Regions from separate parts of the Homo sapiens genome. Here region 1 is linked to region 2. Evidence: read pairs that join two places in POLR2A ChIA-PET (ENCODE). Cell type or tissue: OCI-LY7. All regions are shown on one strand. Links, peaks and the distances in the headings refer to the core of each region. The heading gives the core; the rest is flanking DNA.

Region 1 (16,415 bases), core at 4,409-9,408, 69 kb after region 2:
ATAGTAGCCACACCCATCTTGTTTTTGGAAGTTGAATGCCACCATTTGGCCACTCCCACCTATGATTAAATTATTCCCATTGCATTTAGGTTTTCTAATTCAGTGACTGCAGATCCCATTGTGAGATTAGACCTACAGAAATCTACAGTAACCACAGAACTCTTCAAAGGTGCTAGGGTTCACCAGGTGTGTGTGAACATGAGTTAAATGACAAAGCACTCTAACATTTGAATTTCTCTAAGCCTTTGAATCCCTTTCTCTATATTGAACCAAAGCATTTCCAGAATTTCCAATTTTCTCACTGTGGCCTACCTTCTGATCTATATTTGGCCAACCAAAGAAGTAGATTGTGAGAGTCATTTCTAACTTTTAGATATGCAATATTAAATGAAAAATCTCTGCTCATTGAATGCATATCAATAAGTTAAGCCTTACCTAACTTTATTTTCCTTCTACCATTTTCCCACACCCTTAGTATACATTTACACACATGCTCCCCACATTTGTCAGTATAAATTATAAAACTCAAAAAATTTCTTTGGTGCATAGCGTACCTCTACATGGGTCATACTTTGTACTTCACCTTTAAGGGCCTGCTGGGACTTTATGTCTAATAATAGGTCTAGAAGCAAAGAGTGGTGGTAGGGGCATGTCATGAGGAAAATCGGAATTGTCTTGCATTGCAATTGACTTGGGATGGGATGAGGGGGCCATTACAGAGAAACAGAATTTTAAATTTGAATTCTCTGAATAGGTTCTGGGGTTTCTGGAATTGGTTCTCTAACCTGATAAGAGTTGAAAGAAAGAGGAAGTGGAGAGAGGGAAGAGAGAAAGAGAGGGAGATAAATTAACGGATTACACAAGCCTAGAAGTCTCATGATTCACCATCTGCAAGTTGAAGACTCATGAAAGCCACTGAAATGATTCAGTCTAAGTCAGAGAACTTGAGAAGCAGGAAAGCTTATTATTTAAGTTCCAATCTGAGGGCAGAAGGTGATGGTCCCAGCTTATGCAGCTGGGCGAAAAAAAAAAGCAGCAAATTCTTCCTTCTTCTGCTTTTTGTTCTATTCAGGCTCTCCGTAGATTGTAGCCAAATACTGATTAGTCAGGTTGACACAAAATTACAATCGCACTATGTGACTCGAGTCTAGCCAATGGGATGTGAGGGTGAGGAAGACTTCCTAGGCACCTTGGAAATTTTTTATTTTCTGATAAAACAGCAAAAGTACACAAAGGAAAAAGTCTTTAAAAAATTAATTTGCAACTGCTACTCTTGCTTAGAGAGGTAAGAGTGGATAAAATGCTAAAGTTGCAGCAACTCTTTAGCAAATGTCAATAAGGACATCACCCACATGCTCACTTATCTATTGGAAGGATGGGAACATCTTGGGAAATCAATGGTTTCTTTAAGTCACAGAATAAATAACTTAGCCACCAACTTTGGAAATTAAGCAAACAGTAAATGTTCTTATGACTTAATCCAATTTTAACTATGGAGTCCTATATGTATAGCAAAATGCTCCAGATAAACTATATAATGATAATATTTTCATATTGTTCAAAAATTAAGGGTTGGTTTTCTTCTTTTTTTTGGCCCTAATGAAAATATATGGAAAACAACTTGTCTAAAGTGTAGTGCTGGGAGAAAGAACATAAAAAAACAAATATTATGAAATATGTCTTAAGATAAATAAAAATCATTAACAAATCACACGTTTAACCATAAATGTTCCCGAAGTATCTATTTTGAGACAAGCTGTCCTTTAGTTACTGAACACTGAGTATTGAATAAAGAGAGACAAAAACCATGTTAAAAATATATTTTTGTAACAGCTTAGTAGTAATAGGCACTTACAGATTACTACTACATTACTACTACATTATAGTAGTAATATTTTTAACAGTTTAGGTAATAATATGCACCATATAAAAATGTAAATATTTAAGAATTTATATATTTAAAAATATAAATAACATATATTAATATTTTAAACAAAAGAGTAACAAAATCAAGTTCCTTTGAAAATTAAGGTGGTAAAAAAAATCTCTGAAATAGCTAGGCATTATATAGTTTGGGTAATTTAAATGATATTACAGCTGTTAATATAGTGAACCTTATTTCTTTATTAGTCTTGAAGCAAAAATTTGTTAGAGTGCTAATGCCATGTCAGATGTCGTATCATCATGCAATTCAATGTTTGAACACACATTGTCAACATGATACATATCTGTAAATATAGAATACAACAAAACACTTATGCTATGAATAATGAGAGCATTGAATTGTTATTTGAAATCATTTATTCAAATCAGCACAAACTATATGCTGTAGAACATACCAATAAACACATTGTTGATATATTAAAAGTTCTAAGAAAAATAAGCATAGTAATAAAAATTGACATAATAACATTAAGCTTAGTAGCAAAAGAGTGAATTAGACTGTGGCCACTAATCCTTTCATTGACAATTAAATATGAGAATATTAGCTTATTATTAGTAGTATTCACTTTGGTAATTAATATCAATTTTCTAATGTCATTAACTACAGTGCCAAAATAGATTAAATTTTTTAACTCTTCAGAAATCATCACTTATGATATGCATAATACCACAAGTGAGAATAACAAAAAGTGATGTGAAATAATACATCTATCTTATTATTGTTCTGTGTTGATTTTTATGAACAACCATGAAAAAACATGTTTAGCTTATTAACTTTTCTATAAGAATAACTGACGATTTCTCTTTTGGAATGAGAGTAAAGTTTATCCAACCAGAAAGAAAAGTATGGTAACTACATTTCTCTCACTGATTCTCTAAGCTAAATATGCCGGTATTTCATCGTGAGGAGAAGAGTGTCTACTGTCAGGGCATCTAATCAGAGCCAGACCGGCTGCATGCCTTAGATGAAAGCAGGACAGGATGATCATGGCCCATGGCTGAATCCAGCTACACTTAATTCTTAAATGTACTTTTGTGCCTTCTTCTTTTAATGGTGCTTCTTTTGTTAAGAATATCATTCTCCTTTCCCCATTGCCAGAGGCGTTTGAAGCATAGTAACTCCATCTTGACTAGGAGCTAGGTAAATTGAGCCTGAAACCTACTGGGCTGCATTCCCAGATGGTAAGGCATTCTTAGTCACAAGATGAGATAGGAGGTCAGCACAAGATACAGGTCATAAGGGCCTTGCTGATAAAATAGGTTGCTGTAAAAAAGCCCGTCAAAACCCAGCAAAACCAAGATGGCCAGGAGAGTGACCCCGGTCATCCAAACTGATACACTCCTATCAGCACCATGACAGTTTACAAATGCCATGGCAACATCAGGAAGTTATCTTATATGATCTAAAAAGGGGAGGCATGAATAATTCACCCCTTGTTTAGCATATCATCAAGAAATAACCATAAAAATGGGCAAGCAGCAGCCCTTGGGGCTGCTCTAATGGACTAGCCATTCTTTTATTCTCCTTTCTTAATAAACTTGCTTTCACTTTATGACCTCACCCTGAATTCTTTCTTGCATGAGACCCAAGAACCCTCTCTTGGGGTCTGGATCAGGACCCCTTTCCTTAATACCATGAGATCATCACTTTTCATCCTTCTAGACCCAGCTGACAAATTGTTTCCATGAAGCTTTCACTAATTTTTAGCCATGTTAACTGTCCCCTGTACTATGCTTCCACAGCCCTTTGCTCAAACTCTTTTCGGTACTGTATTTATTACATTTATCTTCCAAACATACTCTTTCATGCTCTGCAGTGTAACATATTATTTATCTAATTTAAACCTATGAATCTCCCAGTTCCCCACAAAACATGAATATCCAAAAACTCCTATCGTAGATAAGAGTGGATAAAACATTAAAAATTGCAGCAACTCTCTAGCAAATGTCAGTAAGGACATCAGCCACATGCTCATGTATCTATTGGAAGGATTGGAACATCTTGGGAAATCAATGGCTTCTCTAAGTCACACTCAGCTTCCCAGAAGCTGATCTGACAAGTATTTCAGAGGAATTAGATGTCAGATAAGAGTGCTCTAAATTTCCTGCTAACAATTAAAACAACCTATCTTACAACCATCTCCATCCTCTTTTCCCTGCCTTTTGTAAAACTAAAGCCCTGTCCTTTGACTTTTATAACATCAATCTGTACCTGCATCTCAAATTCATTCCCTCATCCCTCTCATGAACTCTATAACATTGCTTCATTATTTTTCCACTTTGGGAATTCAACTTTGCCTCTGACTTGAAGATTCTGATCATCATTTCAATATGCTATATTATAGACAAATTTGTGCTAGTCAACACAATCATATACCCAATGTATATACTTTGTGCTTAAATTATTTGGCCACTCATGAGCATTATTCTTTAACATTACTCTGCTTTATAGAAAGATCCTGCATGGAGCGACGAGATTCTACAACTATGAGTCCACACCCTCCTATTCTGTTAATGTCATTTTTTGGAAACGAATTTTTGATTGATATCCTCATTTTGAGGTTTGTACTTCTGTATGCAGTCTTTAAATACTGGTAATACCAAAAGTTTCTTCCTAGAATGTCTTCTCAATCTGTATTCTTCCACTGGTAATTTCTCCCATGCTCTCTGTGCTATTTATCAAGTTGCTTTATACTTAATCTATAAGATAACACGTCCAATCACCTTCTTGACATTTCTGTTACCAGAAAAAGATCCCGATCCAGACCCCAAGAGAGGGTTCTTGGATCTCCTGCAAGAGAGAATTCAGGCAGAGTCTGCAGTGCAAAGTAAAAGCAAGTTTATTAAGAAAGTAAAGTAGTCAAAGGACAGATACTCCATAGACAGAGTAGGGCATTCCTGAAAATAAGAGGAGGAACACATCCGCCCTAGGCACAATGCTTGTGTGTGTGTATATATATATATATATATATGATAAAAATAGAACTTGGGGAGATGTGCTCTGCTACAAGGGTTTGTAATAAAGGATTAATTTTCTTAATTACTGTATTTTGCAAGAATTGATATTATTATCTTTAAAGCAAAATTAGGAATGCCTTTGTTCTCCAGATGTTGGGATATCTGGACACTCCCAAGTCTGGGTCTGTTTTAGTAAACATTATTAATTTGTTCCCTTAACCGTGAACATCTAGAGGCTAGGAATGCCTCATTTTCTGGGAATGCAGCCCAGCAAGCCTCAGCCTCATTTTCCTAGCCCTCACTGACAATGGAGTCCCTCTGGGTTTGAACGTCTCTGACATTTTTCCACTTGTATGCTTCAAAGGTACCACAAATTCTACAAGTCCAGAAAGGACCTAACAATCTCCCTTTTCCTTGTCACTTCCCCTGTTTGGGAAGTGACAAGTTATTTGTTCCAGTTATTTATTCCAGTTATTTGTATCTCAGTGAACAGGACCATTGTCCATCCAGCTTCACAAGTCAGAAATGTGAATGTTAACTGATTTCTCCCTCTCTCAGTGCCTTCCTATTCTAATCTATCACCAAATCTTGTTGTTTTTACATAACAAGTTATCTCTTGATTTCATTCACTTCCCTTCCTCTCACTGACATCCTGTCATCCTGTGTTTTAATCTTTTTTTTTTTTTTTTTTTTTTTTTTTGTGAGACACAGTCTTCCTTTGTTGCCCAGGCTGGAGTGCAGTGGCGTGATGTCGGCTCACTGTAACCTCCGCCTCCAGTTCCAAGTGATTCTCCTGCCGCAGCATCTGAAGTAGCTGGGATTACAAGTTCGCACTACCATGCCTGGCTAATTTTTGTATTTTTGGTAGAGACAGGGTTTCACCATATAGGCCAGGATGGTCTCAATCTCCTGACCTCGGGATCCGCCTGCCTCGGCCTCACAAAGTGCTGGGATTACAGGTGTGAGCCACTGTGCCCGGCCGTTTTAATCTATTTAATACCATCATTTTTTCATAAACTATTTCCATAGACTCCTCATCAGTCTTGCCTGTCCTTTAATCTTATCTCTACACTTCAGACACAATGATAGTTCTAAGAACCTCCTAATCTAAACATGTTAGCCCCTGCTTAAAATTTTCCTGCTTTTTATGATCCAAAAGAAAGGTTACTATTTGTAAAGTGGTACTTTACAAAGTAAAGTTTTTACTTTACTTTGTACTTTACAAAGTAAAGTACCACTATTGTATTGGTTACAATAGTGTTACTATTTGTAAAGGTTACTATTTGTAAAACAGCTCTGCCTTGTTTGAGCTGTTTTATTCTGATCTCTCCGGCCTCGCTTGGACTACTCTCCCCCAGTTTCTCAGAGCTCCAGTCACACTGGCCTCTGTTCATCACATATGCCATGTCTCCTCCTACTACATGGTGTTTCTTTTGCCTGGAGAATGCTTCTTAAATTTTTCATTCAATAAGTTCTCACTCACCTCAATCATATCAACTCAATTGTTTTGTTCTCAGGAAAGCCTTTTTTGACCCAGATTACTAAATCTTCCTTAGCAGTATGTCTCTTTTCTTCATGGTTTCTTATCACCTTTGACATGTTATATTTTTCTGTGTGATCATTTAATTTATACCTAAATTCCATGAAGGCTTGTATCTACCTTTTCTCTTCATTATGTGAAAGGGCCAATCATAGTGCTTGAGCTATGGTGGGTATTCAATAATAGAGGTTGAATGGACACATGTTATTTTGCAATTTTTAATTTACATATTTTTCTTCCTCCCTTAAGGTCATAGATGATGAAAGTATTAATCTTTGAATTCTGACTACCTTAACAGGTACTCAAATCTACAAAGAAAATATTGAACTCCTCCTGAAGATACAGCTATTTTAAACATTTAAAAAAATGAATTGTTTATTCTAGTTACAATGATATTTAATAGAAGAACAGTGAATTTGAAATGACTCCATTTTCCCTCCATTTTTACAATTGCCTTGTACTTTGTTTTCTTCTCCATTACCATTATTAACTTCTGAAGTGCTTTATACAATTTACATAGGGCTGCTAATGTGAAAAAAAGAAGGAATCACAGCATTAGAAGCTTATCAATTTATTCTATCAGGCTCTTGTAAAAAACTCTTTTTCATACTGGCCAAGGGTAGGGAAGCATCATTGCCTGTGCTTTTCTCCTGAGCCTATTTATTAACTAACAATTCCTAAAAAAAATTGTTGTAAAGAACTTAAGGAATTAGTTTACCTAGTCCTCACATTTTATTTTCTCTCGTTGAATTTAAAAAGAAATAATTCCTTTGAATGTTTCATAAAGCATATTAAAAAAACAATTGTGACTCTATAGTAAAATTGTACTTAAGTCCTGGTCTACAAAATAATCTCATAAATATTGCCCCATTGTATAATGGGACTTATAATATGCCAGCTATGTACATATTCATTTCATGAGAATTGCTATTCTGTTTAAGCTAAAAATGTTTAATGTTTGTATTGATAGGCTGAATGTCAAAGTTTTCTCAGATATTTGTAAATAATGCTGAAAAAATATTTTGACAGTCTGGACTGAAATGTGTTAATTAAAAGACAAATATTATTTTATGATGTAAAATATTATTTTCACTGCTTTCTACAGCTATTATTCATTTGCCCAACAATTTTCCTTATTGAGTGGAGAATAAACAAACTGCATCCCTGCAGTTTGTCTCAGAATGATTAAAAAAAAAAAAAGTTCCCAATTTGGTGTTCCCCAAGTGTGCATTAGTCAGACAGAGTTAATGGAGCTATCTATCACTTCCAGCTTTCCTCTGTGAGCAGGGAGCAGTAGATGACCCAGCTGACTCAGCTCAGCTAGTTTGTTCTTCATAGGCTGACTGTAGTACCACTGTGGTGGCCTCACTGTAGAGATCTAAGGCTGTGTTAGGCAAAGGTATCCGAACTACCACATCAACTCTAGAAATGATTCTTGCAGATTAGGTCTTCATTTGGATGATATAGGATAAAAAATCATTAATTATATTTTGGATGAATAAAAACCTTTAGGCTACTATTTTGTATTATCAAATTGGATTTAGTCATTGCTGTTATAGAATGGGTAGAAATGGGGGAAATATTCAGTAGTTTTAATCAATCACTGACATAAATAAACAAGACAGATAGTCAAATAGAGCATTATCAGTAGCTGCTGAAAAGATCTTGAGCCAAATTACAAAGGTAAGATTACGAAAAGGGAGTAATTGATTTCAAATTTTAGATACAAGATGATTAACTTTTTCTAGTATTTTTGTACACTTGTTATTTATTATATACCAAAACTTCACCTCGAAAAATATCACTGACTACTGCTGTTAAATGCCAAAAGTTTGCCTTATCTATCTTTTTCAATAGTCTTCCAAGTTTGAAAGTTCAATGAATGTGGGAAAAAGTTGAGAACAAGGTTGAAAAGATATAATGAAATATACTGTTATAGTCTCATCCCCCATGCCCAACCTAACTCCATATAAATTATACCATTTTCCCCTTTTAAAGTATTTAATTCTTGGGTGTAGGACTTTCTGTCATTTCTTTTCCTTTCCCTAGATTCCATTATTTTTGAATAATGTAGAGATCCAGGCACGTACCATCTTTGACATGTCAGAATGATTATTTCTAGAGAACTGTCAAGTTAGATCAACTTTCATTCCTATGTTAAAGCTTGAACTGGAGTATTTAATTCAAGGACTGCCTTTTGGAATTTGACAGTATGACACTAAGAATCTAGTGATAGATGTGAGATATACACCTGGAATTTGAATGATTTACCGGATGTTTGGAATCTGAATATAAATGTTACTAAATACATTAGTTCTATTCTAATAATAAATTAATAAAAGCATTAATTTGGTGTGTACTGGGTGAATTTTTGAAACATTTAAATTAGGATTATTCTTATAGGTTGTTTTAAATTTTTGTGAAATTATTTATATTATCTATATTAAAAGCAAGTAAAATATCAGTAGTCTATATTTGATTATGTATTGTTCATCATTCCAATAATACATTTTTAAGAAAACCATGTTTCTTTAGAATTATTTTAACTGTTGTGTTGAACTTCATGTAATTTTTTTGAAAATCTGCATGTTCCCCATTTTCAAGATATTCCTCCACCTTCTGGGACAAACTATAAAAGATAGTACTAAAGGCCAACTTCAAAGGACACTCAAACCCATACCAGTTTTGGAGGATGTAGGGTAATAAAAGTAAAAATATCAATTTGTCCATTCAAAGTTTTTTTTTGAGAAATGAGTTAAACATTTTAAAACATTAAACATTTTTTTACATGATGAATATAACAACCTAAACTGCCACTAAAATAAAGCATTCAATGGCAAAATTTCAAATATAACACAGAGATAAAATAACTCAATTTCATAGCTTATGTTTGCATTGTAGCAATTAGTTTGCTACATTTTTTACATGATGTAAAAAATACACTATGAGATTCACTGTAGAAAATAAACATCTAAGACAAATTAGTAAAATATTTTTCCAGAGTTAGTAAATTTAATGAGTAATAGAGTTGCCCCTCCATATCTGTGGGGAATTGGTTCCAGGACCCCCTCAGATACCAAAATTCACAGATGCTCAAGTTAGCAGCGGGGTAGCTGAAATGTCATTCACAACAACTGACAAGGGGCTCATATCGAAACTACATACAGAATCCTTAAAAATAAATCATTGACAAACATACAACTAATAGGTTAGAAAACAAATCCACATATTCTAAAAACGGAAATCCAAATGGCCCATAAACATGAAAATGTATCCTCTCTCATTATTCATCAACAAAAAGAAAACAAAAAAGTAAAAGAATCACAGTAAAATAACATTAGATACCCACAAGCACAATACTGAAAAGCTTGACTGTTGGCAAGTTTGTTGAGCAAAATAAGTTTCCACACACTGCTATAGAATAGTGTTAATTGATATATATTCACGTTTGGAAAAGTTGACATTATCTGTTTACACAGTCCTTGACCAAAATTTGGTGAGGCTCCTACTAGTTCTCTTTGACCAGGCCTCAACCTTGGCCTACCTTTACCAAGAGTCTTGCAAATCAGTTTAGCGAGAATCCTGCCACTGTCGCTATCTGACCAACTTTGATATCTGATCATCCTTGATATCTGACCAAGCTTCCCCTCTCATTGCCTTGATGTCTAAGTTCTTTGTCTGCCCTTAGGAAAAAGTATATCAGGTAAAAGTAGCAAGTGGCTACTTTTCATCTTGAATAGTCTTACTATTTTAACAAGTGTCAGAATGATTTATCTTCAGTGTTGGTCAGGTAAAATATCTCTGTACACTGTGACCTGGCAATTCTTTTCTAGCTATATACCTTCCAGAAACATGTGCTTATATACACCAAAATATATGATTCAAGAATACTCATAGAATTGTTTTGGATTACCCCAAATGGAAAAACTATTCAAATACCTATCACCCATAGAATGAATAATTATGTTATTGTTTATTCAAATAATCAAAATTTAAAAAAACACCAATTGCAAGCAACAACGTGAATATTGAAGAATAATATTGAGCGAAAGGAGTTGAATTGTTTTTTAAACTATTGGTTGTGTGTTTGTCAATGATTTCTTTTTAGGGATACTGTATGTAGTTTGGATATGAGCCCCTTGTCAGTTGTTGTGAGTGACATTTCAGCCACCTTATTGCTACCATTACATTTTTTAATGCTTTTTTTCATGAGCAGAAGTTCTTAGATTTGATGCATTCATAATTATCAATCATTTTCTTTATGTTTTCTCCTTTTTGTCATTTTAGAACTTCTCTCACTATACAGATGTCATGAAGTTATTCTCTTTTATTAGTCCATTCATTTCCCTTTGTGCTGTAAAGATAACTTTATTGTGGATCTAGCGTTCATGCCAGTAAACCTGTTTCTAATTTCTCCTCATTCTGTATCATTGATTTACTTCTTTATATAGCCAGTATTACAGGATTTTAATGAAATAGTTGTGTACTATATCTTGAAATCTGATAAAACAATTCTTCTCACCTTGTTCTTCTATAATGGGTCTTGACTCCTCTTGGCCCTGTAAACTTTCATATCAATCTAACAACATTTTAGTTCCACAAATAACCTGTTCAGATTTTTTTTGTAATATCCTTTCATTTATATCCCAGTGTTAGAATTGACATTGGTTTTCTTGGTGGTTCTCACCATTTATTAAGTAGACTTTCACTAAATAATCCTGTTTTATGCCCTAAACCCCCTCCCTCTGTTGTGTCCCCTTAGAAATATATGTTAAAGTAATTTCTAAAATAATGTCTTGCAGGTCTTAGAACGTTTGAAAGTGATAGAGACTGAGATTTGTAACTCATAACTCCTTTGATTTTATCTGCCAACATAACTTAAAAGTTACTTGAAAATTATATATTTAAACAATTTGAGAATTAAATTAGATGTTCATCTTAAGTAATTATTCCTTTAAATTGAAAAATTATAGGTTTTTTATAGGTTTTTTTCAAGCCTTTTGAGACTTATTACTGTCATCTCTTACAGACCACACTGTTCTTTTATGTGATTCAGCTAAACATGAACCATCAACTTTTTCTCCATTGTCAAATAATTGAAATGTTTTTGTATTCTACTTTAAGAGTGTCTCTTCGATAATACTGTGACAGAATTTATAGATATTACTAGGTGAAGATGTTTCAAAAAAGGTCAGTAATGTCAAGTGACAGAGGAGAAGGAAAAAAAGAGCAATATATCACTCAAGGTACAGAGTAATAAGTAATAAGACAATTTGAGGCTAGTGGAAAACTTAACCAAGTTGATAAAGTGTTAAGGATTACATGCTTTACAATTTTCAAATCAGTGAAAATAAATAATCCTGCTGTAAATAATTCAAATCTTGTAGCATATAATTCCCCTGAGAATCATTTTGTAAATGGTTTTATTATTAAGATTTTTAAATGTCTGTATAATTATCATTTTGTCTCTAATACATATTTAAATTTTTCTACCCTTAATTTTGTCATTTAAACTTTCCAGCGGCATTTCTTCCTTTCGACAAAATAGGTTTCTCTTTTAATGATGGGAATTGGTATAAAATAGGATTTGATTAATAGAAATCCACCCTCCATTAAACAATCATGAAATGTTTCTAATCTGTTAATAGAGTTTGGGGAAAAGCCACTTAGAAATATAACTGTGTTTAGTATTTGTTATAAATTTCTATTTCCTGTCTTTCCAGAATATTATAAAATAACTATAGTCAATTTATTTAAAAAATGTGAAAATAATTATTTTGTTTCAACAAGAATTATTATTGCTCTGATGAACTATTATAAATGTAAATAACTCAATAAATGAACATGCCCTCTAGTAACCACCTTATTCTCATCTAGTTTCTAAGACTATTACATTTTCCTGTAATGAGGAAGATGGTCATCACAAGTATTATTTGCAAGAGCCAGCAATAAAATATCCTCAAATAAATAAAAAATGTTCACTATGTTACATACTGGTGACTTTCATATTCATTCGACTGGCAACTTATCAATTAGCTGATAAATAAATACAGTAAATATATATCTTAAATTGCAGGATTAATTTAAAAGTAATTGCATCTCTTCAGGGCACTTTTAACCATAGTTAATTGCTATTGTAATGTGGAGTTACGATTTCACTGCATTTTTAATAAGTTCAAAACCACCTTTGGAATTTGCCCCCTTGTGACTCTTCACCAGATATTTAAATCGTTTTCTAATGATATGCATTATAAGGGGTTTAACAACTAAGGCAAAAATCATTAAACCTTCCATTTTCATTTACAGGGCTTCTCATTTCTAATCAGCACTTTAAACCATTTCTTTTCTTTTTTTCTTGACTTTCATGCACTCTGGAATAAACCTTGAGAAAACACTTACAGCTAACATTTTAGTCAGTGTTTTATGAAAATTACACTGTCTTTTGATTAAGGCTTCATTTTAATAAAGAGATTAAAACAGGAAAAAACTATGCTTCCTTATTCACCTCTCATTTTCCATATAACTTGGGCTGTTCCTTTACTTATTGAATAAAATAAAGTAATGGGGCAATCTGACAATGGATCTAGTTTGTGAGTTGCCTCAAGAGTATACAATTTGTGGAATCTCTTTAGATAAAAAAAAGAAGAAGAAGATCTTGATTTTGTACTTTTATGAAAATTTGTGTTTCCTGAAATTACATAGCTGAAGTTCCTAGCAGGGCCTTTGAAAGTGTCTCCTCAAGCCATGGTCCCTGAAAATAATTCATTAGCTTCATGGCGAATTTGTCACTGTGAACAATACAACCTCTTCTGCTTCAACATGAGATCTGTGACACAAACTAACTCTCACGAGACTGGTAAATAGGGGAATGCTCTGAGTATAAAACAGTACTATTTTTGGTTGTGATTCCCATATAATTTTTGTCACAAAGTTAATGATGGTTTTATGTATTTGTTTGTGTATTTGGTTGGTTGGTTTTGGTCAAGCAAATACTGGCAGCTCAATGTAAAGAACACTAGCATAGTTGAGCATAGCAAGATTGGAGGGCTGAGTGCTGTGGCTCTCGCCTGTAATCCCAGCACTTTGGGAAGCCGAGGCAGGCAGATCACAAGGTCAGGAGTTTGAGACCAGCCTGGCCAATATGAAGAAACCCCATCTCTACTAAAAATACAAAAATTAGCCAGAACGTGGTGGCACTCTCCTGTAGTCCCAGCTACTCGGGAGGCTGAGGCAGAAGAATCGCTTAAACCTGGGAGGCAGAGGTTGTAGTGAGCTGAGATTGTGCCACTGCACTCCAGCCAGAGCGACAAAGCGAGACTCTATCTCAAAAAAAAAAAAAAGATTGGAGGAATACTGAACTCCATTCAGCCAAGCTTCTTCTTTTGTACTAAGGTGATTCTCCAGTCACCTTCAGTACTTCTTTTTTATTATTTTGAAATATTTAATTAACAAATAAAAATTGAATATATTCGTGATGTACAATATAAATATTTGACATAGGTAAACATTGTGTAATGATTATCACAATTAGATTAATGAACACATCCATCACCACCCATGCTATGCATCAGATCCCCAGAACTTGTTTATCTTACAACTGAAAATTCCTATTCTTTGACCAATATATCCCCTTTCCCCTCCCTCCTGAGCCCTAACAACCATTCTTCTCCCCTCAGCTTTTATGAGTTGACTTTTCAAGATTCCTCACATTTCAAGTGAGATCATGCGGTTATTTCTCCTTTGGTGTCTTGCTTATTTCATGGAGCCTAATATCCTCTGGGTTCATCTATGTTGTGGCAAATGACAAGATATACTTCTTTTATTATGGTTAAATAATATTCCTTCATATATATGTACCATTTTTTCTTTATCCATTCATCCATCAGTGGACACTTAGATTATTTGTATATCTTGACTATTATGAATAATGCTGCAATAAACATGAGAATGCAGATATCTCCTTGAGGTATTGATTTTATTTCCTTTGACTACATACCCAAAAGTAGGAGTGATAAATAATATGGTAGTTCTATTTTTAATTATGTGAGGAGCCTCTATTCTGATTTCCATAATATCTGAACCAATTTACATCCCCATCAGCATTGTACAAGGGTTCCCTTTTCTTTACATCCTCGCCAACACTTGTATTCACTTGTCTTATTGATAATAGCCATCCTAACAGCTGTGAGGTAATATCTCATTGTGTTTTTGATTTGCATTGTTCTGATTATTAGTGATGATTAGCACTATTTTTTATGACTGTTGGGCATGTGTGTGTCTTCTTTGGAAAAATTCCTATTCAGGATTTGTCTATTTTTAAATTAGGTTATGTGTTTACTTGTTATAAAGTTGTGTACATTTCACATATACTTTGGATATTAAAACTCTCCATAGATTAGGTATAGAAGGAAGGTACCACGAACTAATGATATAGAAGTTAAGAAGAAATCAATTAGGCTGATAGTAAGGGTATGGGAGTCTTCGGTAAGGCTTTTCATTTTAATGAAAAGCAGCCCCAAATTATCTTCCTTTCTAACGAAGAGCAGCCTACAAAATTGAGCTGCAGACATAGATATCAGCAGCTGCTCCAATCATGTTGAAGATGGAGGCTCCATCTTCCCTTCTCTTTGTCAGCCACGTGTGCAGTAAGGAGCAGACAAGATGGCTTCCATCACCTGGAAAGCCCATTTGCATAATAAGATTAGGATGGAGCGATCAGCCTTCCCCTTGCACTATGTAAAAGTCATACCAATCTGTGAGCCTTACCTAAATCAGACACCGCCTGCTCAAACCGGACTATAAAATCTGGCACATTTGCTGCCAGTCAATCCTTTTCCACTTGTAGACCCCTTTCTCTATGGAGAGAGCTGTTTCTCTTCCTCTTCTCTTCTGCCTATTAAACCTCTGCTCCTAAACTCCTTGTGTGTGTCCGTGTCCTCAATTTTCCTGGCGCGCAAGGAGGAACCCCAGGGTATATTCTCCAGACAAGTAGCCGCTTCACTAATAAAGTTCACCGCTAACAAGCCCACCGCTAACATCATAATCATAGCGAAAGACTGAAAATTTTTCTTCTGACATCAGAAATAAGTCAAGGGTGCCAACTCTCATCAGTTCTGTTCAGTATGGTACTAGAAGACCTAGCCAGAGCAAGTAGGCAAGCATAAAAAATGAAAAGGAGAATTTAAGTTGCCTCTGTTTGACGAAGACATGACTGTATGTGTAGAAACCCTAAAGATGCCACTCAAAAAACGGTTAGAAGTAATAAAAAAAATTGGTAAAGTTTCATAATACAAAATTAACATACAAAAATCAGTTGTGTTTCCATACACTAACAGCAGACTATCTGAAAAAGAAATTAAGAAAACAATCCTATTTACAATACCATGAAAAAGAATATGATACTTAATGAATTTAACCAAGGAGGTAAAAGATCTGTACATTGAAAACTGATGAAGAAGGCACAAATATATGGAAAGATATCCCATGTACATGAATTGAAAGAATTAGTATTGTTAAGATTCCCATACTGCATAATCTATTGATTCAATGCAATCCATATGAAAATTCTAACGACATTTTTCATAGAAATAGAAAAATATACTAAACATTATGGAACCACAACAACAAAGTAACTAAATAGTCAAAGAAATTTTGAAAAAATAAAGCTGGAGGCATCACACTGTTGGATTTCAAATTATATTAGAAAGCAAACATAGTCAAAACAGTATAGTAGTGTCATAAAAACAGAAACATAGATCAATGAAACAGAATAGAGAGTCCAGAAATAAACCCACACATATAAGGTCAACTAATCTTTGACAAGGGTGTTGGGGATACACAATCGGGAAAGGAATGTCTATTCAACAAATGGTGCTGGAAAAACTAGATATCCACATGCAAAAGAATGAAATTAAGCCCTTGTCTTACAGTATCTTAAAAAAATTAACTCATAATAGATTCAAAGTTTAAATGT
Region 2 (16,415 bases), core at 4,569-9,568:
TGGTGTTTAATCCTTGCAGGGACGCCTCTCTGATAATTCACCCACGTTTCAAAGGTGTCAGACCACTCAGGGACGCCTGCCTTGGTCCTTCATCCTTAGCGGCAAGTCCCGCTTTTCTGGGGAAGGGGCAAGTACCCAAACTCCTTCTCTCCTTGTCTCTACCCCTTCTCTGCTTTCCTGGGGCAGGGGCAAGTACCCCTCAACCCCTTCTCCTTCACCCTTAGCGGCAAGTCCCACTTTCCTAGGGGGCAAGAACCCCCCAATCGCTTATTTCTGCACCCCAATCCGTTATTTCCGCACCCTGACCTCTTACCTCTGTGCCCCAATCCCTTATTTCCGTGCCCCAACCCCTTCTCTGCTTTTCTGGAGGGCAAGAACCCCCCACCCCTTCTCCGTGTCTCTACTCTTTTCTCTGGGCTTGCCTCCTTCACTATAGGTAAGCTTCCACCTTCCATTCCTCCTTCTTCTCCCTTGGCCTGTGTTCTCAAAAACTTAAAACCTCTTCAACTCACACCTGACCTAAAACGTAAATGCCTTATTTTCTTCTGCAATGCCGCTTGACCCCAATACCAACTCGACAGTAGTTCCAAATAGCCAGAAAATGGCACTTTGAATTTTTCCATCCTGCAAGATCTAAATAATTCTTGTCGTAAAATAGGCAAATGGTCTGAGGTGCCTGACGTCCAGGCATTCTTTTACACATCAGTCCCTTCCTAGTCTCTGTGCCCAGTGCAACTCGTCCCAAATCTTCCTTCTTTCCCTCCCGCCTGTCCCCTCAGTACCAACCCCAAGCGTCGCTGAGTCTTTCTAATCTTCCTTTTCTACAGACCCATCTGATCTCTCTCTTCCTCCCCAGGCTGCTCCTCGCCAGGCCGAGCTAGGTCCCAATTCTTCCTCAGCCTCTGCTCCTCCACCCTATAATCTTTTTATCACCTCCCCTACTCACACCTGCTCCGGCTTACAGTTTCCTTCCGTGACTAGCCCTCCCACTCCTGCCCAGCAATTTACTCTTAAAAAGGTGGCTGGAGCTAAAGGCATAGTCAAGGTTAACGCTCCTTTTTCTTTATCCCAAATCAGATAGCGTTTAGGCTCTTTTTCATCACATATAAAAATCCAGTTCAGTTCATGACTTGTTCGGCAGCAACCCTGAGACACTTTACAGCCCTAGACCCTAAAAGGTCAAAAGGCCGTCTTATTCTCAAAATACATTTTATTACCCAATCTGCTCCCGACATTAAATAAAACTCCAAAAATTAAATTCCGGCCCTTAAACCCCACAACAGGATTTAATTAACCTCACCTTCAAGGTGTACAATAATAGAAAAAAGTTGCAATTCCTTGCCTCCACTGTGAGACAAACCCCAGCCACATCTCCAGCACACAAGAACTTCCAAACGCCTGAACTGCAGCAGCCAGGCATTCCTCCAGAACCTCCTCCCACAGGAGCTTGCTACACGTGCCGGAAATCTGGCCACTGGGCCAAGGAATGCCCGCAGCCCGGGATTCCTCCTAAGCCGCGTCCCACCTGTGTGGGACCCCAATGAAAATTGGACTGTTCAACTCACCTGGCAGCCACTCCCAGAAACCCTGGAACTCTGGCCCAAGGCTCTCTGACTGACTCCTTCCCAGATCTTCTTGGCTTAGCGGCTGAAGACTGACACTGCCCGATCACCTCGGAAGCCCCCTAGACCATCACGGCGGACGCCGAGCTTCAGGTAACTCTCACAGTGGAAGGTAAGCCCATCCCCTTCTTAATCAATATGGAGGCTACCCACTCCGCATTACCTTCTTTTCAAGGGCCTGTTTCCCTTGCCTCCTAACTGTTGTGGGTATTGATGGCCAGGCTTCTAAACCTCTTAAAACTCCCCAACTCTGGTGCCAACTTAGACAATACTCTTTTAAGCACTCCTTTTTAGTTATCCCCACCTGCCCAGTTCCCTTATTAGGCTGAGACACTTTAACTAAATTATCTGCTTCCCGGACTATTCCTAGACTACAGCTATATCTCATTGCCACCCTTCTTCCCAATCCAAAGCCTCCTTTGTGTCCTCCTCTTGTATCCCCCCACTTTAACCCACAAGTATAAGATACCTCTACTCCCTCCTTGGCGACCGATCATGCACCCCTTACCATCTCATTAAAAACCTAATCACCCTTACCCCACTCAACGCCAATATCCCATCCCGCAACATGCTTTAAAAAGATTAAAGCCTGTTATCACTTGCCTGCTACAGCATGGCCTTTTAAAGCCTATAAACTCTCCTTACAATTCCCCCGTTTTACCTGTCCTAAAACCAGACAAGCCTTACAAGTTAGTTCAGGATCTGCGCCTTATCAACCAAATTGTTTTGCCTATCCACCCAGTGGTGTCAAACCCATATACTCTCCTATCCTCAATACCTGCCTCTACAACCCATTATTCTGTTCTAGATCTCAAACATGCTTGCTTTACTATTCCTTTGCACCTTTAATCCCAGCCTCTCTTCACTTTCACTTGGACTGACCCTGACACCCATCAAGCTCAGCAAATTACCTAGGCTGTACTGCTGCAAAGCTTCACAGACAGCCCCCATTACTTCAATCAAGCCCAAATTTCTTCCTCATCTGTTACCTATCTCGGCATAACACTCATAAAAACACACGGGCTCTCCCTGCCAATTGTGTCCGACTGATCTCTCAAACCCCAGCACCTTCTACAAAACAACAACTCCTTTCCTTCCTAGGCATAGTTAGTGCGGTCAGAATTCTTACACAAGAGCCAGGACCGCACCCTGTAGCCTTTCTGTGCAAACAACTTGACCTTACTGTTTTAGCCTAGCCCTCATGTCTGCGTGCAGCAGCTGCCACTGCATTAATACTTTAGAGGCCCTCAAAATCACAAACTATGCTCAACTCACTCTCTACAGTTCTCATAACTTCCAAAATCTATTTTCTTCCTCATACCTGACGCATATACTTTCTGTTTCCCGGCTCCTTCAGCTATACTCACTCTTTGTTGAGTCTCCCACAATTACCGTTGTTCCTGGCCCGGACTTCAATCTGGCCTCCCACATTATTCCTGATACCACACCTGACCCCCATGACTGTATCTCTCTGATTCACCTGATGTTCACCCCATTTCTCCAAATTTCCTTCTTTCCTGTTCCTCACCCTGATCACGCTTGATTTATTGATGGCGGTTCCACCAGGCCTAATCGCCACACACCAGCAAAGGCAGGTTACGCTATAGTACAAGCCACTAGCCCGCCTCTTAGAACCTCTCATTTCCTTTCCATCGTGGAAATCTGTCCTCAAGGAAATAACTTCTCAGTGTTCCATCTGCTATTTTACTACTCCTCATGGATTATTCAGGCCCCCTCCCTTCCCTACACATCAAGCTGGAGGATTTGCCCCACCCAGGACTGGCAAATTAGCTTTACTCAACATGCCCTGAGTCAGATAACTAAAATACCTCTTAGTCTAGGTAGACACTTTCACTGGATAGGTAGAGTCCTTTCCTACAGGGTCTGAGAAGGCCACCGCAGTCATTCTTTCCTTCTGTCAGACACAATTCCTCAGTTTAGCCTTCCCACCTCTATACAGTCTGTTAACAGATGAGCCTTTATTAGTCAAATCAGCCAAGCAGTTTTTCAGGCTCTTAGTATTCAGTGAAACCTTTATATCCCTTACGGTCCTCCATCTTCAAGAAAAGTAGAATTGACTAAAGGTCTTTTAAAAACACATCTCACCAAGCTCAGCCACCAATTTAAAAAGGACTGGACAATACTTTTACCACTTTTCCTTCTCAGAATTCAGGCCTGTCCTCGGAATGCTACAGGGTACAGCCCATTTGAGCTCCTGTATAGACGCTCCTTTTTATTAGGCCCCAATCTCATTCCAGACACCAGACCAACTTAGACTGTGCCCGCAAAAAAACTTGTCATCCCTACTATCTTCTGTCTAGTCATACTCCTATTCACCATTCCCAACTACTCATAGATGCCCTGCTCTTGTTTACACTGCCAGTTTACACTGTTTTTCCAAGCCATCACAGCTGATATCTCCTGGTGCTATCCCCAAACTATCACTCTTAACTCTTGAGGTAAATAAATAATCTTTGCTGGCAGGACTATGCTGAATCTCCTTAGGCACTCTCTAATCAGATATCCTGAGTCGTCCCAATTCTTAGACCTTTTATACCTGTTTTTCTCCTTCTGTTATTCCATTTAGTTTCTCAATTCATCCAAAACTGTATCCAGGCCATCACCAATCATTCTATACGACAAATGTTTCTTCTAACATCCCCACAATATCACCCCTTACCACAAGACCTCCCTTCAGCTTAATCTCTCCCACTCTAGGTTCCCACGCCGCCCCTAATCCCGCTTGAAGCAGCCCTGAGAAACATCACCCATTCTCTCTCCATACCACCCCCCAAAAATTTTCGCCGCCCCAACACTTCAACACCATTTTGTTTTATTTTTCTTATTAATATAAGAAGGCAGGAATGTCAGGCCTCTGAGCCCAAGCCAAGCCATCGCATCCCCTGTGACTTGCACGTATATGCCCAGATGGCCTGAAGTAACTGAAGAATCACAAAAGAAGCGAATATGCCCTGCCCCGCCTTAACTGATGACATTCCACCATTGTGATTTGTTCCTGCCCCACCTTAACTGAGTGATTAACCCTGCGAATTTCCTTCTCCTGGCTCAGAAGCTCCCCCACTGAGCACCTTGTGACCCCCACCCCTGCCCACCAGAGAACAACCCCCTTTGACTGTAATTTTCCATTACCTTCCCAAATCCTATAAAACGGCCCCACCCCTATCTCCCTTTGCTGACTCTCTTTTCGGACTCAGTCTACCTGCACCCAGGTGAAATAAACAGCTTTATTGCTCACACAAAGCCTGTTTGGTGGTCTCTTCACAGGGACGCGCATGAAAGCTAATAGTATGCTGTAGTTTTTAAAACACTAAGTAATCTTTATCAAACTGTTTTGACCTGTGTTGATGGCATATTTTCTAAAGAGACTTTGCAAAAGTAAAAGTTTGATGGGCGCAGTGGCTCACGCCTGTAATCCTAGCACTTTGGGAGGATGAGGTGGTTGGATTGCCTGAGCTTAGGAGTTCGGAACCAGCCTGGGCAACACAGTGAAACCCTGTCTCTACTAAAATACAAAAAATTAGTCAGACATGGTGGTGCATACCTCTAATCCCAGCTACTCCGGAAACTGAAGCAGAATTGCTTGAACCCAGGGAGCAGAGGTTGCAGTGAGCAGAGATGGCTCCACTGCATTCCAGCATGGGCGACAGAGCAAGATGCTGTCTCAAAAAAAAAAGAAAAAGTAAAAGTTATGTGTCATTATTATGATTTTATCTACACACAGTGTAAAAGGGAGAAATGAAACCAAAACTCAAACCCAAATCATGGTCTTATCTTCTTGACATTTGAAAGTTTGATACCTTGAGTTGATTTTTTTTTCTAAATTTAGTATTCCTTACATTTATTATTATATATAAAGCACACTACACCCTAAGACATAGCTGAGCATGGTCCAGTTGCTTACAGAAGGATGGAAAAGCATCAGGAGTGGTGGCTCACCCCTGTAATATCAACACTTTGGGAGGCCAAGGTGGGCAGATCACCTGAGGTCAGGAGTTAAAGACTATCCTGGTCAACATGGTGAAACTCCGTTGCTACTAAAAATACAAAAACTAGCCGGGGGTGGTGGTGCATACCTGTAATCCCAGCTACTCATGGGGCTGAGGCAGGAGAATCGCTTGAACCCAGGAGGCAGAGGTTGCAGTGAGCTGAGATAGCGCTACTGCACTCCAGCCTGGGTGACAGAGTGAGATTCTGTCAAAAAACAAACAAACATAAACAGGTATGGAAAAGCAATCCAAGGCTGAAATCCGGGAATTTCCCTCAAGGTAATGTGTCCTTTCTGAGCTCCAAGGGCTTGAATAGGCAGTTTCCTTTAGCTTTTAGAATATCCACTATTCAGTCCAATCCTGTGTGTTCTTTAACACTCAATTCAGATGTCAGTTTCCCCAGCTTGTATACTATCTGCCTAACTAAATTAACAGCTGGGTCTTATCCATCTTTGTGCTCATTTGGTTTCTGTTTTGTTATTTGTCAAAAAAAATTTGTGAACTAAAAAGTTTATCCATCTTGGATAGTAAAATTGGCAGGAAATCAGACTTAGGTACAGAAGCTGAAAGTAAGCCTAGTGTGGGAGATAGAGGATAACCAAAAACAAACAAAAAACAACAACAAAAACCATTCTTTTGATTCATGATACTACCATTTGTTCAGTCATCCATCCCTCAGCCTAGAAGCCATGCTATAAAAGCTTATCTTAATTTCACTTCTTGTTTCCAAACAGTTATGATCCTAACCATTCTACTCTGACAGATTTTTAAATCTGTTCCCTTTTTAGCATACCAAACATTATAGCCCCAGTTCATGACCTAATTTGCAATTTCACCAGCAAATTTGTTGCTGATTTTACCTACTGACTTTCAATATATAAAGCGAATATGCTTAGTCCATATTTGGTTTTAATTGTAATACTTACATCTGTTTTTCTACATGTAATACCACCATATCTTTTTCTTAAAAAGTGCATACTAAATTTCAACTCTGTGTCCTATACTATACTAAAGAATACAGGAGAGATGAAAACACGTTTATCTCGCAAAATACCTATTCTTGAAGTGTTTATATCTAAGTAGAAGAAAAAAGCTAACATATGTCAAGGACAACTGGGACATGCTGTAAGCTTTGTAAATATTTGTGGAATGACTGAGTAAAGTTTAGCTTTGTAAGGTAAAGATCATAAGCACGATGGTAATGTAGAAATGAAGGAAATCAATGCTTATTACAGGAAGGAGATGCCAGTAAAAATATAGGTAGACATCAAAGAATTGGGTTAATTTGAGGAAGTACATAGTGGAACATAGTCTTCATTGACAGAAACAGTGGCCTCAGATACTAGGATTTTTGTTTGTTTGTTTGTTTTTTTAAAAAAAGGCTAACATACAGGGGCAGAACCTGGAATTTTCAAAGAAAAATTGCGGGAAAGAAACATATTCTATGAAAATGTTTTGTCATCTTCCAAGTTTACATACCTTGCTTTCTTCCTCATGCCTGTTAGCCTTGACCCGGGAGTTATCCCTAGGTGTTACCTCTTGCACACACACTAGGTGTGAGTACTGCTTGCTCTCATTTCTTGGTATCTGGCCCCATCATATTCTTCATTCATCACTGTTTTCATGGGGTTTTTTTTGGCATGCTTTATATACCTCTTATGGGTGTGCCATAGGTGTTCTGAGACTATAATTTCTAATTCTGATAAAGATCGTATGCTGAAACATGGGCTACAAGCTGGTGGCTCAGTTTGAAAAGCACAATCATTGTACAATCTAACAAGAAATAATCCCAACTAAAAACAAAGCAACAGACCTTTTACTGGCAAGATCAGAAGATGACATCTGTTAAGCTCACCTGGCAGAAGTGGTGCTTTTGGTCCACAAGGGAGCTGATGAAAAGGGAAGTGGAAAACACACATAGAGAACATGGGCCTTCGTGGAGAGATGTCAGTAATTAGGGGAATTTGCTTATGTGCTGCAGATGGCAGACACCAGAACCACATAATGTGTATGAATTTATACGTGTGGTTGGTTTCTTAGTAGAGAAACTATCACTAGTTTTATTTTATGAGTGTGGCTGTAGCTCCAATTCAGTGGTAATGGTCTGTATTCTGATATGAGTAAGAATAGGCGTCTATGTTTATGAACAGGATATGCCCTTTTAAAAAGTAGAACTGAACTGTCTTTGACACGGCATTTCTAAATGTTCATTTACAGAAGGGGGAGTTTACAAATGGTTATTTTGCTGATACATCATTTAACACTTGGGTGGACATAAGTAGCAAAATTGCCCAATTTTAGTTTTCGGTTAAAAACCAAGTCTGCTGGATGTGCTTTTGTATAACAGCTAGGTTTAATCCTCTGAAATAGTTAAGACAGTCTAGAAGGGTGAAGAGACAACAGTGGACAGTGAGGGAAAGTAGAGAAAATGTCAGCAACATCATTGATATTATTCTTATCTTTTTTTTTCCGAGCCAAAGGCTTTGAGAGAACTTTATTCTGTACCCGAAATTTGTGCTTTATCATATGCCTTTATTCTCCTATTACTCCTATTTTATTTTAAAGTTATTGATTAAACACAGGCTGTAGAGAAACCTGGACAATACTTTTATTCTAAAATTAAATTGCTATTGTTTGCTCTCTTGCTCTATTTCGTAATACGTCATTTGTGTAATTGAAGAAGAAGACAAAGATGTCTTGGAACCATGATATTGTTGGAGACACTCACGTTAGGGAATTTGAGGTAATCATCAGATTCATTAGATCTAAACTGGACATTCAAATGAGAGAATAGAAGGGAAAAAAGGCCAGTGGGTAGAGAGATAAAAAATAATATAGCCCTTATATTTTCAGAGTATACATTACAGAAGAGTTAAAAAACCATTCAAAGCCAGAGGCTGCATGCAGAACTTAGCAGGCTGTTCAAATGGAGAAAGATAGATTTGTACATTGGTATCAACTCTGGCCACAGTCTGACTCTAGTGCTTATGACTGATATTCCTTAGCCTCTAGGGCAACATTCAAGCACATGGGCAGAAAGAAAACAGAAATGGTTGAGCTCAGAAGAGAGCATTTATGAGAGCATTGCAAACAGTTCATTTTAAGGGTTTTCAAAATATGGTTGTAATATTGCTCAGTGACTTCATTCTGAAGTCTCTTAAAAGCACTCTCCTCAAAAATTGTAAGCTCATAAACACAGTTCTTTTGCTTCTTTCATTTTCAGTTCTACACTGTTCATTTCAGCAGTGAAAAATGGGAGTGAAAAAGATTGACCTGTGTGGTCAACTTAGACCTTAAATCTTAATTTGGCATACAGGAATCAAAATTATTAAATAGTAATCTCTGTCCTGTTTTTTAAAAAATAGGTATTTACATAGCTAAAATATGTCAAAAATTTGTATTGATGTCACATTTATCTGCCATCTGTGACACAGAAGCAAAGTTCTCTAATTGCTGACATCCTTTGGGTTACATGTATGTGTTTTCCACCTTCCTTTTTTTCAGCTGTCTTGTGGACTAACACAAAAGAATTGAAAATATTTTTAACTGTCAGAGTATATAATAGATGATACTTTCTTAACATCTGCTTTTTCTTGCTCTTCAGCTAGAAATTTCTATCAGATACATCATTGCTAGTAACTAGAGTCAGTGAAAGGATAGTTTTCTACTTCAATCACTTGTGACATTGCCTCTAAAAATTATAGACAGCTGCTCAGAATTGATTGAGGATGACCTCTTACCAACAGCCAGCAAGAAGGCAGGCCCTCAGCTGAATGGCCACAAGGAAATAAATTCTACCAACACTGTGAGAAAATTTGGATATGGAATCATCCTCAGTCAAGCCATCAGATGAAAACACAGCCTGTCAAATACCTTGATTATAGCCTTTTGAGACCCTAACCAGTCAGGTAAGTCATACCTGGACTCCTGACCACAGAAATATGAGATAACAAATATATGTTGTATGAAGTCTTTAAGTTTGCGGTGATTCACTACATGGCAACAGATAGCTATCCACCTGTAACTTTATATTTGAAGTCTTAGCAATGTAAAAATGATAATGAGACTGGATGAAAGGGCAACATGAAGATGAGTGTGCATTTACATGGGAAAAAATTATTAACTAGAGACAAGTTTACACTAAATAATGTAACAAAAGACATGTTGTAGTAAAACCTTGTCACAAGATACATACCTCCTACATATGCATTAGTATAGAAGTCAACATTTGATGGCAATGAAGTTACAAACAAGAGAATATGTCTCATATTTCTCTCACTATAATTTCCCTTAAAGTTATAAATAAGACCTATTGTTAAAGATCATGTCATATGTAACTAACCATGTCCTAAAATTATGACCACACTCTACTAGCTCTTTAAAATATATTATAACTTGTATTAACAATATCTATGCTATTTCAAATGTATTTGTTGATTAAGTAACATGCAATAAATGCTGTGTGAGTATTTCAGTATTTAGGGGAAGAAGTTATAATATAGAGGGACACCAATGATTCTGGGGTGCTTAGAAGCAAAAAACAAAGGAAAAGAAATGTGGGGACTGGAACAAGTAAACAGAAATGGACTGGGGCAAGTGTTCTCTTGGCCTTTGCTTCTTCCTGGGCTCTTCACACTTGCACAACAGCTCTCCGGCTTGTGACAAGCCAACAAGTTGATAGTTAAAAAAGCCAGAGAGCAAGCCTTCTTTTTCCTTGTTTTTCTTTCCTTTTTGTGTGTTTTGTTTCCCTACCTATATGTAGAAGCTCAAGAGTTCAATGTCATGGGTGTAGAAAATGCTCCAGGGTGTCACTTCACCTGTTTTTAGTTTGGGACTTAGTGTCATGGGTCAAAGGAAAATAATTTGCTAAGCTAGGCCAGCTCAAGAATCTTATATATACTTTATTCTTTAAACTATAAACTAATAAGCTTTTTATTTTAAAATACTTTTGGTTTCCCAGAAAGTGGGAATATAGAACAGAGAGTTCCCATATACCTCATACTCAGTTTCCTATATTATTTACAATATACATTAGTATATTTGTACTAATATTGTCATAGTTAATGAATCAGTATTGATACATTATTACTAACTAAGGCCCATACTCTTTTTTTTTTTAGATTTTTTTAGTTTTACCTAATGTGTTTTTCCCCCTGTTCCGTGATCCTCTTTAGAATACTATATTGCATTTAGTTGTTATGTTTCTTTAGGTTCCTTTTGACTGTAAGAACTTCATATATCCCTTTGTTTTTGATGACACTGACAGTTTTGAGGAATACTGGTCAGATATTTTGTAGCAACCTTTAATTGGGATTTGTCTAATGTGTCTCTCATGATTGGACTAGAGTTATGGAGTTTTGTTTGGAAGACTGCAGTGGTAAGTTCCATTCTCATCAGATCATAGCAATAATACATGAATCAATGACTTAATCAGTGTTGATGCTAATCATGATCACCTAGCTAAGGCAGTCTATTCCAGGTCGCTCCACTGTGAAATTATTCTCTATATTACTCTTTGCAAATAAGCCACCAAGCAACCCACACTTAAGGAGTACGGTATTTCATATGGAGTTTAAAGAATGGTAGGTATCAGGGTAGCATCTTTACAAGGGACATAGTAAAATGATATAATGATAATATAGCCATATTGGCATAGACATATAATATGTATTCTCAAACATCTATCAAATCTATCAATGTATTTAATATTTGTTTCCACCTGTCTACATAAAAATTCTATTTTTTTCCAAGTTGTGTATACTTCAGTGGTAAGGAAGACATTCAGTGACCTAGAGAGAAATGGAAGAGTTTACAAGGCTCTGAGTTTTTGACCTATCTCCTAAAACATTTTAGTCAGTCATATTGCAGAGAAGTAGCATAGACTAAAAAAAAAATAATGCTTGAAAAAAAAATCATGAAAAAAGCAGGAGAAGAAAAGAATCTCTGAACTGGAGAAAACTTCATCATAGAAATAACTTAAAAATAAAAATATATAAATTTTTTACAATGAAAACATACATAGTATTTGAAATGTGTGTGTGTGAATGACTTTCATATACAATCATCAATTTACACCACTGTAGAAGAAATGCTGTTATAAATATCCAGTTAATGTGACAAGTGATAATTTTTAAAATATACTTGAGAATTAGTAATTAAACTGGATAAAATATATCTAAGATGAAATTCATCTCAAATAGAGGAGATGTATCAGGTCATGTATCTGAGTAGTTTAGAGGTAAGAAAGGCTTGAGACCTGGTTTTATCAAGGATCCTTCTCCGTTTCTTTACTGTTTCTTCACTTTTGTCCTTTTTGTTTGTCTTTAGGCTGACCTCCCTCATGGTTAAAAGTGATTATGGCTAACAGTGAGTGTCTTCATCTCCTTGTAGGTGAGAAAAAAGCACTTCAGACCTAGCTATACAAAGTACAGCACTGTATTCTCCCACAGTGGAATTGATGATTATGGCTAGGGCAATGGAAAATGTTGGTTGGTTTAACAGAACAGAACCTTTCTACCAAACTGCTCTTACTCCCAGCATCCAACTCTCCACTTCTCTTTGCTGGTTGGTTTGTTCCTGAAATACATAGGCTCAATACTAGATGTATGCATACCCAAATAAGAACATGTAGAGTGCTACAAAGAAGAATGCATAGCAAACTTCCCATGTCCTGGCATAATAGGGAGTATATTTTTCTGCCAGTGATAATGAAAGTTTTGAAAAATTACTATATATGTTCTGCTTATTATTCAGAGAATATAAATGTAATCCATGTGCTTGACCATAATTTAATAATTAACAGATCACATGATTTCATAATCAGGTCTTATAACATGTTAGATAGTAATTATAGACAATTTTAGAGGGGTCTCAGAACACTGAAAATGTAGCAAATTTGATTCTGATATTATCACTAATGTAGATATCATTTGAATTAAGCAAATGCATGGTTGTACAAGTAGATGTATGTAATCAAGTGTGTAATTTTCTTCTATTGGAAATATTTTGAGCTTCGAATATAAAAAAATCACATTTAGGTGTTTAAACCTCTTCTTATCCTCTAATTTGAGAGATATTTTCTAGTACCTGATTTCTGCGACTGAAATAGAATCATTAGTTGAATATTGTCTTTTTTTAGATCTGTAAACTATAAATATAAAACTGTGCTAATTTACAACAAATAATGTTTCCAGCAATGAGAAATTAAATGTTTATTTAATATGTTTTTTTATTTGTAAGGGGCCATTGGTGTACAACACATTTGGCATTGTTGTTATCATTGTTACTTAGCATTAATATAACACAATGAATTTTTAAAATGCTTTATAATCATTAATTAGTCATACTTTGTAACACTTCTATGAGGTAATATGGTGATTATAGAAAATTAAACTACAAATAATGCAGGTTGTTGCCCTGAAGGAATTACCACTTACGAGTGAATATATTCCACATTATAGGTTACTAATCTGGAATTTTTTAGCTTCTAGCATTGACATATACAAGCTTAGATAATAAGACAAAAACTATGTTTGTATAACAGCTATGCCATTTCTGCAGTTATTTAATATTATGGCATTTGGAGTCTCTTTGTTCAGGAAGGCTTGCAGATACACTTGATTCAACTTTTCCATTCTTCTCAAAGTCATAGATTAAAGTTTAAAGAAAAAAATATACTGCAAATCATACATTTTTCTTTATTCTAGACCTCACCTTATTTACATAATTCATACATGTGCTCATTTATCTTGAAGATCCTTTGTTAATTTTCAACAACTTCCTTTTTTGTCAATATTTTCTAATCCCTCTATTAAGTTTCCTAATAAAGTTTATGTTTCCCAAAAACTATATATTTTGGGGCTTTTGAAATGCATGTCACAGTCATGTGTGAAAGTTCTCCTTAAGCATAATAAGACTGACCCATCCCAAACTGTGAGGAGACAGGGTGCAAGGTAGATTTTCCAAGTAGTTTTAAGTAGCATAAAAATTAGGGAGATTTCATATTAATTTAAGGCCCTCCTCCATTTCTCCTAGCAAATGAGAAACTTTGCAATACATAGATATTTCAATTTGCCATCTTTATAGTGACAGAATGCCTAAAAATACTAGCTAATAAATAAAATTAATTTGTTAATGTTTTTGTCTACTAAACTAAGATCTTTCCCTTAGGAATAGTAAAGTGTTTTAAAAACCACTTTATATGAAAATAGTACAGATTAACATTTTAAATTTATATTTTTAAAGAACAAATTTGATATGTAAGTACTATAATAAGAGGAAACAATTTTCAAGGAAAGATCTAATTTCTTAAGAAAGAAGAAGGATTTGGAGAGAAGTAACAATGGTGTCACTTAAAGGAGAAGAAAATTCTTACAGGCAGATGCTAAATATAAAGCATACAACTTAGTCTTTCTCATATGACCTAATACTCACTTAATACATTTTTAATGAATTAGAATAAATCGAAAAGAAAGTGCAAAGAAAGGAATATGTTTTCCCTTTGTTCTCTAAATTTCATAATTCAGATGGAAAAAATACTTCTAAGATATATGTGTGTGTGCATATACATGTATAGATATACATAGCTACATAGAGGTGAATTTATGTACACATGTATATCTGCACATACATAAATATATGTAGATTATATATATATTAGATATCTAATATATATGTGTAGGTAGATAGACCTATTTATGTAGAAATAGTAGATATCTAATATATAACTATATATTTATTTGATATATATTAGATATGTATGCAATAAATAGATATGTTAGATATATATGGATATCTATTACAGCTATGTATATATTAGATATCTACTATATCTATGTAATAGGTCTATCTACCTATATAGGTACATATATTAGATATTTAATACATAGATATACTATATATATATTAGATACGATATCTAGTATATCTATAGATATCTATATATACTATATATGTAAGATATCTAGTATATCCCTCTATATTAGATATATAGATATGCTAGATATATTAGATATATATTAGATATTTTATATATATATAATCTAGCGTATCGATATATATTATCTACATATTTAGATCTATCTACCTATGTATGTCTGCATATTTGACTGCATTTGACCTGCAAAAAAGGTAGTTTTGTTATCTAATCAAATAGTAGTTACTAGAGAAATTTGGTTAGAAACAGTGAGAGCACCTGGTATCATGAAATTAATACTGTCCTTGACAACTTTGCTTCTGGTTTTAATCCTACTATTCATTAGGCTGATGATTTTGAGACGAATACATTCTAGGACACAGTTTCATAATCCGTAACACAGGGAAGGGTATCTAGATTCTAGGACTTTTAATTTCTCTTTAGCTTCAAATGTGTTTTATGATTATTCACTCATTCACTAAACAAATATTTTGTGTGTTTTTTTTAAATACCTAATATGTTACATGCAATTTGCTAGGCTTTGAAGGTAAAGCAGTGACCAAATTTCCTTATAAATTAGAAATAACACTGGGTTATTCTTTCTTTACCTAGAATTAGAGAAATACTATACAAAGAATATACTCTATCCAGGACCTTCAAGTTATTCTAAATAGAAAGCTTCTTCTCTAGGGCCAGGCGCGGTGGCTCACACCTGTAATCCCAGCACTTGGGGAGGCTGAGGCGGGTGGATCACGAGGTCAGGAGATCGAGACCATCCTGGCTAACACGGTGAAACCCCGTCTCTACTAAAAATACAAAAAATTATCCAGGCATAGTGGGGGAGCCTGTAGTCCCAGCTACTCGGGAGGCTGAGGTAGGAGAATGGCATGAATCCGGGAGGCAGAGATTGCAGTGAGCCGAGATCGCGCCACTGCACTCCAGCCTGGGCAACAAAGTGAGACTTCATCTCAAAAAAAAAAAAAAAATCTTAGAATGAGAAGAGCTAGTAATTAAGACATTTCGAATTCAAAACTATGTTTATTATATATCTTTTTCACTCTTTAATAAAATGCTATACATTTAAAATAAAATGTATTACTAATAACTATTCTAAATAAACATTTTAAAACATCTAAAATTATTACTCCAGAAAAAATGGTATAGGTGGAGGTAGGACCAAATGCATGAAGATTTTCTTGATATGTTAAATGCGTACCTAGCAAGAGTACGTAAGGGCCTTCTTCCTGATATAAAAGAAGGAAAAGTGGCCGGGCGCGGTGGCTCACGCCTGTAATCCCAGCACTTTGGGAGGCCGAGGCGGGCGGATCACGAGGTCAGGAGATCGAGACCATCCCGGCTAAAACGGTGAAACCCCGTCTCTACTAAAAATACAAAAAATTAGCCGGGCGTAGTGGCGGGCGCCTGTAGTCCCAGCTACTCGGGAATGGCGTGAACCCGGGAGGCGGAGCTTGCAGTGAGCCGAGATCCCGCCACTGCACTCCAGCCTGGGCGACAGAGCGAGACTCCGTCTCAAAAAAAAAAAAAAAAAAAAAGGAAAAGTGAAGCCAGACTACTTGAGTGCTCAGCTTAATGACGGTGGGTCCTACACCTGAGAATATTAAAGTGCCTTCATTGTTTCTGCTGCGATCACCAAATAATTTGGTTTTATCATTGTTAATAGTCCTATTTCACACATTCTTTTTACGTGTTTAAAAATGTTATAAGACCATGGTCTCAGGCCACTTGTCTTTAATGCAGTCATCATCCATTGATTCATTCTTCATTACAGCTTTAGCACACTCTGCCAGGAAATTAATTTTGTATTTCTCTCTCCCCCAGCTCTATCAGGATCTCAAGCAAAGGTACTTTAAA

The links. Peaks named below come from ENCODE experiments on the same cell type or tissue, not always from the same donor. Only the 100,000 strongest peaks of a DNase experiment are listed, where the experiment ranks them.
Region 1: POLR2A ChIA-PET joins it to region 2 with 5 read pairs; 2 of 35 experiments call an interaction of 5 or more read pairs at or near these places.

What each region holds. Positions count from the first base shown.
Region 1 is chr13:66,061,067-66,077,481 of GRCh38, reverse strand. All of the region lies in intron 2 of LOC105370245 (a long non-coding RNA gene), which reads right to left. Among named protein-coding and RNA genes, the nearest start is that of MIR548X2, 100 kb to the right of the region's middle. In OCI-LY7, for the core only: no CTCF peak of the experiment used is centred there; no DNase peak of the experiment used is centred there.
Region 2 is chr13:66,129,836-66,146,250 of GRCh38, reverse strand. No RefSeq gene overlaps it. Among named protein-coding and RNA genes, the nearest start is that of MIR4704, 80 kb to the left of the region's middle. RefSeq lists an enhancer at 3,219-3,720. In OCI-LY7, for the core only: no CTCF peak of the experiment used is centred there; DNase peaks (open chromatin) are centred at 6,330 and 7,530; H3K4me3 peaks cover 3,244 bases; H3K27ac peaks cover 4,045 bases.